Regions from separate parts of the Homo sapiens genome. Here region 2 is linked to region 1. Evidence: chromatin contacts called from ENCODE Hi-C data. All regions are on one chromosome and are shown on one strand. Each heading gives the region's core, a stretch centred on a gene start or an enhancer-like site at or near the end of the contact. The rest is flanking DNA. Distances are from core to core; before and after follow the strand shown. Region 1 has its middle 45 kb from the start of CD2. Region 2 has its middle 16 kb from the start of TENT5C-DT.

Region 1 (3,786 bases), core at 1,247-3,746:
GAGTACGATGTAAGAACTTGTTTTTAGTGGAAAATGACTCTTCACATGACTTCTGTATGTTCACCTCTCTACCAGTCGGTTAACTGGCAGGAAGCAGGATGTCACTCAGATGGCTCAACTAGAGACTTCAATAGAGGGACCACTTAGGAAGTGTAGGCAAGGTCAAGGAAGCCAATAGGGATGTTGAGGCACCTAGAGGCTAGGAACTGCAGGAAGCTGTTGCTCTCCTAGACCAGAAGGGACAAGGGGTCCAATGAGAGCTGCAGCTGTAGAGAAGGGGTCCCCTGGAGAGAGCAGCAGCCATGGAAAAACAGCTGCAGTCAAGATAGAGCACAAGAGCAGGAAAGGGTGTGGGAAAACTCCAACTTCTCTTTCCTCCTTGTTGGCGCCTCCCATTGGCCAACCCAACTGGAAGTCAGGTGGTCAGGGAGTGCAGGTGTTTCAGCCCATAGGGGTCAACTTCCTGAGGCACAGAAAGTCAGAGAAGGCTGGTGAATGGACTCCAGTGTAGGGGGCCAGGTGGAGACTTAACTGGTATTGTTATGTTGGGTGTGTACATTCTCTAGATACAGTACGGTTATAAAATCCATTCCAGATGCGAGTCCCCTGCATTTCCATTCCATGTGTCCTCCGCCTCCCCCACTTCACTGTACTTACTAGGATCCATCCTGATCTTCATGAATCATGAAGACTACCTTGGATCTGCTACATATATGAGTCAGACTATTGGCTCTTTGAGAAACTCATTTGCTTTCTGTCCCATAGACATTGGTCAGTAAATGTATAATGGCGGAAGGGCTGCAATGGGATTAGAGAGAGTTAGTGTTCATCTTTCACTAAGATCTGCTTCCACTCCCAGCTGGCTTCCAGGGAATAAAGCCTCCTCACAGAACACACAGAGGTGGTGCAGAGAAAGCCCTAGGACCACACGAATACCACCAGACCTTGAAATGTGGGAAAAGAGGGCTGTAGGAGGCAATTCTGAATTTTTGTTGGCATGAATGAGCACATAAAATCACTTAGAGTGTTCAGGAAATTTTTCAGCCCTCTTCATTAGCTATCTTGCCTCCTTCCCCCTCAACTTTATTTTTTGTTTGTTTACTTCTTCTTTCAGGGGACCAGAAAAATCTAAGATGTGCTATTTATTTACTCATTCATTCATCCATACATTCCTTCAGTCATTTTTTACTGCAAATATCTATGGTGCCAGGCACTGTGTTAGGCACTGGCTTTAGAAGGGTGAAAATTATGAGGCTGGGCATGGTGGCTCATGCCTGTAATTCCAGCACATTCAGAGGCCTAGGGGGGTGGATCAACTGAGATCAGGAGTTCAAGACCAGCCTGTCCAGCATGGCGAAACCCCGTCTCTATTAAAAATACAAAAATTAACCAGGTGCAGTGGCATGCACCTGTAGTCCCAGCTACTTGGGAGGCTGAGGCAGGAGAATTGCTTGAACCAAGGAGGCAGAGGTTGCAGTGAGCTGAGACCAAGCCACTGCACTCCAGCCTGGGTGACAGAGCAAGACTCCGTCTCAAAAAAAAAAAATAAATAAATAAAAAAAAATAAAAACAGAAGGATGAAAATTAGGCTAGCTGGCCTTGAAAACTCACCATTCATTTAAGGTGTACACACACATTGATTTCCCAAGTCTTATCAGCCTTGGGGGTAAACAAGGGCATGAGTGACAAGTGCAATGGTATTTAACTCTGAACACCCACAAGCAGTTGTTAAACTCCAAGCCCCACTGAGAGTCCTAGAGGCAAACACTCCCAAAAGCTGCAGAGGTTTTCCCACATCATTACCATCATGTGCCAGACAGCCCTGCTGCTGCTGTTGCCTGAGCAGGAAAACCAGGGACAGTGTCTCTGCATTGGGAGCCTTGGGTGGGCTTATGAAGCAGTTTCTGTTGAATCTCCTGCATCCAGTGCGATTTCCACATTCTCAGAGAAAGCCCTGTGGCCCTAGAATCTCCTTTCATCTAGGCTGTCACTCTTTTTCAGTGTCTCAAAGAAAGCACCTACAATTTATTGAATCATTTAGTTATTTTACCTAGAGCAATTTCAGTCAAAATATATATGATATGAGACCTTTTCCTGTTTTGCAAAAATATTAGAGCATAGGAAAGTGCTGACTGGGGAAGATGGGGAGGGGAGATTCCTGGGGATTGGAGGACCAAACAGAGGAGCCCGAGGGCCAAGACCAAACTTCCTTACTTCACACCCTTACCAGGGGTGGCCCTGCTGGGTTGCAGCAGACAAATAAAGGTTGTGGGCCTTCTGTGTCCTGTTAGGCAACAATAGTGGGTGCCTTAGGTGGGTGTAAAGTTCTTGATGATTTATGACATGCCAGAACTTGCCTGTGCTTAAAAAAAAGTCCTAGACGGCCGGGCATGGTGGCTCATGCCTGTAATCCCAGCCAAGGTGGGTGGATCACAAGGTCAGGAGATGGAGACCATCCTGGCTAACACAGTGAAACCCCGTCTCTACAAAAAATACAAAAAATTGGCCGGGCTTGGTGGCGGGTGCCTGTGGTCTGAGCTACTCAGGAAGCTGAGGCAGGAGAATGGTGTGAACCTGGGAGGCAGAGGTTGCAGTGAGCCAAGATCACGCCACTGCACTCCAGCCTGGGCGACAGAGCGAGACTCCATCTCAAAAAAAAAAAAAAAAAAAAAAAAGTCCTAGACAACAGGGGACTGATGTCTAAGACATCAGATATACACTGCCAAACATCAGAACATGAAATTTTTCCTGCTAGATTCCCTCTATAGTTTGTCTGTCCACTAAATAAATACATGTTGATCTACTGTGGCAAAGAACTAAGAAATGTGTACAAAACAGCTCATTCTCTCAAAATGCTTAATTTCTAGCCAGAGAGGTGATATATGGAAGGATGAGTTTTTTTCCTTCTTGCTCACCATCCTTTCCTCTTTCCAAAGAGTAAATCTCACAAGGCTACAATAATAGAGGAAGGGTTTTTTGGTTGTGACACCTAGGTCTTGGAAAGGTCCAGCCTTTTCTCATAAGATAACAGGAGATACATCAGTAGGAGGTTAACATCTGCTTTCTGAGAGATCTTATGATAATTTTAAATATTCCAAGTGATGGTCAGTCTCCTGGGACTTCTCCTTTCTTCTACTTCAGCACCCAAAGTTCTCCTCTCCACCTCACATTTCAAGAGGAGAAAGAGTTGAAACAGAAAGTAATTGATAAGGTGTCCTGACGACGTTTAGACACAAGAAGAATCAGGACTTCGGGTGGGTGCTATGGAGAGAAAGGATTAAAATAAGTGTAGTGGGAGGGAAGAGGAGGAAGATCCAGGGAAGGGGCCCTGCCACTCAAAGCTGTTGCTCTGTGGCAGATCCCAAGGCCTGTGCCCTTGAGCAAATTAAAAGACAAAGTAGACTAACCACTGGGATCATAAGCATTTGGATTAGAAGGCTTTGGATGATCAGCAGAAATGAAGAGCTGTTTTTATATTCTTCATGATTCTGGTTGTGTGTTTGACCTGAGAAGACGTGGATCAGATCGTCTTCCCACTCCACCCCACCTCCCACCTTCCTTCACCAGCACAGTCCTGGATGACAGAGCCTAGGAAATGAAGAGAGCCACTCTGGGAGCCGACTGATCAACAACTGGAGGGGCACTCTCGTTCGACTGTACCACCTTCCACAAGAAGAGGGTGGTGCTCAAGTTCCAGACATACACAGAAATATTAAGTAGAACCCATGAAGTGCTTTGCAAGTCCAGAGTAAAGAGATGTTAATTCTTTCTGCTTTGATGAAAGAT
Region 2 (3,705 bases), core at 920-3,419, 790 kb after region 1:
TCCTCAGTGTTCTTCAATCACCTTTTCTTTCCAGGGGGCTTGTTAACCCTGCAGAGGGATGGTCCTTGCACAAGGTTTGTCCTGTACTCTTTTCCACGTGTCACCCCCACACTGCTCCTCCAGTGGGGCTGGAGCTTGATAAGGGCCACTGTGGGGTGTCAGTCGTCCACACTGTGGCATCCCACTAACTGTCCTGCTCCCTTCCCTGTGGTCCAGCCTCTACAGACGCAGAGAGGAGCGAGACAGGAGCTCTGTGTCTAGTGGAAGTGGAGAGATCAGACAGGAACCCAGGAATGGTTCAAGAATAACAGCAGTATTTGTGAAATCAGATTATGTCACTCCTATGCTTAAAGCCTACTAGTGGTTTCCATTTGTAACAAGAGTCACACTGAGCCCTCTGTGTGGCTGACAAGCACCTGCATGACCCAGCCCTGCCGACTTCTTCAACTTTCCTCTCAAGCTACACTCCCCTAGCTCACCCCGCTCCATGATCCTGGCTTTTAGTTCTTCAAAGACACTGAACTCTGCTTCTTCAGCTCATCTGCAAGCTCCACAGGATGGGCACTGGGCTCTTTGATTTTTCACAGTACCTGAATTGATCCTTAGCACATGTAGGTGCTCAATTCATATTTTCAAGTGTCTGAATGAGCAACGTCCACATTGACGCATTGATGTGAATGGAAGTGAGAAATCACTAGGTATATTATGAGGCACAGGAAGGAGGCTCACCTGGACAGACTGAAGGGGTCAAGGGCAACGTGAGGAGACCAGGCTGAAGGGAACGTGGGTCAGTCTGTGAGGCTTTAAATGCCAGGCCTAAAGTCTGCCTCTGACCCTGTACCTTGCAGTGAGGGGCTGGAAAGCCTTGCTGAGGATGGAGCAGGAATCATTCAGAAAGAGACCTTTGGCAGGCACCAGCAGGACAGATGGAAGCATGATAAACTTGGAAGCTGGGACCCAGGTTGGGAGGCTTTGGAAATACTGTGGGCCTAGCTAAGGAGTCACATGGACTAGGGTGGGGTGTGAATGGACTTGCCGAGGCCTGGACAGGAACCAGCAGGACTTGCGTGTGGAGTACTGAAGGAACCAAGTCCAGGAAGATGGGACTTATGGACTCGGGGTCTGCGATGGTTCATTTTATGTGTCAACTTGACTGGACTAAAGGGTGACCAGATAGCTGGCAAAACATTATTTCTGTGTGTCTGTGAGGCTGTTTCCAGAAGAGATTTACATCTGAATCCATGGACTGAGTAAAGAAGATCACCCTCACCAATGTGCGTGGGCAGCATCCAATCCTTTGAGGGCCTGAACAGAACAAAAAGGCAGAGAAAGGGTGAATTCTTTTTCTCTCTTCTTGATCTGGGACACCCATCTTCTCTGCCCTTGGACATCAGAGTGCCTGGTTCTTGGGCCTTCAAACTCTGGGACTTAAACCAGCAGCCTCTCTTGTTCTCAGACCTTCGGACTCAGTCTGAATCACATCACTGGCTTTCCTGGTTCTCCAGCTTGCAATTGGCATATTGCAGGATTTCCTGTTCCTCATAATCATGTGAGTTTATTCCTAGAATAAATATGTATATATATATCCTACTGGTTCTCTTTCTCTGGAGAACCCAGACTAATAGAGGGTCTGTCCATGGATGCCACACCCTGGTCTGTAGGAAGGCAGGACCCTGGGGTGTGGGCAGGATCTGGAACGGGGGGGCAGATTATTAAACCAGGGACACAGGATGGTGGCCATGTCAGTGTAGCATGGCCTTTACCATCCAGGAGCCCTGGCTCACTCCCAGCTCTGTCACTTGCTGGACTTGGCTAATCACTTAATATCTCTGTACCTCAATTTCCTTATCTGTCATATGGGAATAATAATGGTTCTAGTTGTGATGATTCCCTATGATAATGCAGGTAGAGCACACAGCACAATGCCCAACAGCCAGTCAGACCTCAGTTAAATATTAACAACTCTTTTGAAATTAATATTATGCATAAAATAATGTATGTTACACAAACTGGAGACCTAGAAAGACTCATGCTTGGAGATGTAGGCACAAGAGCTCATTTGCAGAACAGGAGTTTCCAGGAGTACCAGTTGGGCCACGGGTACACTGTGGCCTGTGTCTGGGCTCTCAGGAAGGTCACTAAGCTTCTTGATGGGAGCTGAGGCAGCTGAAGGTTGGCCTCTCAGGCCAGTGTGGCTTGAGGGCTGGGTGGAGCAAGTCTGCAGATGGTGATGTTGACTCAGCTGTGAGGAGCTGGGGGCAAAGGGAACAGAATCAGCATGGGAGGCTGCTCCACGGCCATGATCTGATTCAATGTGTCCATGCTCCCTGGTAATGCTTCAGACAAAACATAGGATGGGAGGCAGCAGTTGAAGCCACTGCCCACAACGTGGCCTGGGGTTTGGCTGAAGATTCTAGTCACGCTGGGGTTCCCTATCTGCAGGCTGGGATGCTTGCAGGTAAAAAGTGTGCTGCATGCCCCAAGTGGCGGTTTTGATCAGCAGGAGACGTTTCTCAGGCTTTCCTGTGTGTGGAATGGTTCTTATGCCTCTGCTAAGCATCTCTGCTTTGTCTGATCTCGAGAATGTGTGACTTACACAACAGGTACTGGATCAGCATGACATTGCCCTTGTGTGAAGCCAGTATTTGGAAGGGAGGTTGGCTCTGATTTAGACTGAGCCAAGAGCAAGCCTGGGGTCCTACTACTTCTAAGCAGTGGGACCTTGGGCCATTCCTGAGCTTTCCTCGCTGCCTGGATGTCTTAAAAATGGAGATAATTCTTGTGAAGCCCTGAGGTTGAAAGTTCAGTAATTGTTAGCTAGTCACCAAAATTCTTTAAAAAGCTGTTGCATACATGATCACAGTTCCCCCTCCCAATAAAGCTGTGGTGTGAATGAGGCATTATTATTATACTCATTTTACAGAGGGAGCAAAGGTTCAGAGAGGTTATGTGGAGGGCTGCCTGGCACACATGCCCAGGTCTTTCACCCAGAAGCTGGGTGCTCCATTTCCTATGCCATGGGTTCCCAAATATTCCCCCCAGCTGCTTAAAATTCTGATTTAGAGGGCTTGAGGTGTGTTCAAGAAGTGACCTTTTTAGCAATCACCCCTGTTGGCAACCTGGGAGCGTTCCTAGAGTTGCTGCTTAATGGGCGGAGGCTCTGCCCACTGCCTGTGGCTCCCAGCCCAGACTCTTATACCCAAGTCCCTCAGGAAAAAAGGAACAAAACAGGTTGTACTGTGTAAACAGTAGAAACTTCTCCAGGTAGAGGTCTGCTTCCCTCCAGGGCTCAGCATTAAGCTCCAAGAAAGGAGGGGGAAAGGAGGGGGAGAGGAGGAGAAGAGGAGTGGGAGAGGAGGGGGAAGAGCGGGGAAAAGGAGGGGGAAAGGAGGGTGCCAGAGCTACCCAGGAGCTGTCCAGGGGTCACTGTCATCCTAAAAAACACACTGCTGTTCAAAAGTGGCCAGCTCTGGAGCCACCTGGCCTGAGTTTGAATCCTGGCTCCTCAGCTTACTAGCTCTGAGGCTTTAATAGGTCATTTAATTTTTTTCCATATGAAACAATAGATCCTACCTCCAGGAAACAGCCCTGGGTACAGGCCCCAGCACACTTGGGCACTTAATAATGGTTGGCTACTACTGTGACTATCGCTACCAGACCAAGCAGTCTCTCCTCACTTTCAGCTGCAACTTCTCCAGTGTATGG

Evidence for each region. A loop is a pair of places that touch in the nucleus more often than their neighbours do.
Region 2: a map of posterior vena cava shows a loop between it and region 1 (15-fold over the local background). The contact joins two enhancer-like sites. A Hi-C loop is called at or near these places in 1 of 168 maps with a recorded cell type or tissue (posterior vena cava).

What each region holds. Positions count from the first base shown.
Region 1 is chr1:116,797,180-116,800,965 of GRCh38, forward strand. No RefSeq gene overlaps it. Among named protein-coding and RNA genes, the nearest start is that of CD2, 45 kb to the left of the region's middle. Within about 2 kb of position 2,497, at least 3 of the 41 ENCODE cell types and tissues checked have a DNase peak (open chromatin) inside an H3K27ac peak, as active enhancers do.
Region 2 is chr1:117,588,267-117,591,971 of GRCh38, forward strand. No RefSeq gene overlaps it. Among named protein-coding and RNA genes, the nearest start is that of TENT5C-DT, 16 kb to the right of the region's middle. Within about 2 kb of position 2,170, at least 7 of the 41 ENCODE cell types and tissues checked have a DNase peak (open chromatin) inside an H3K27ac peak, as active enhancers do.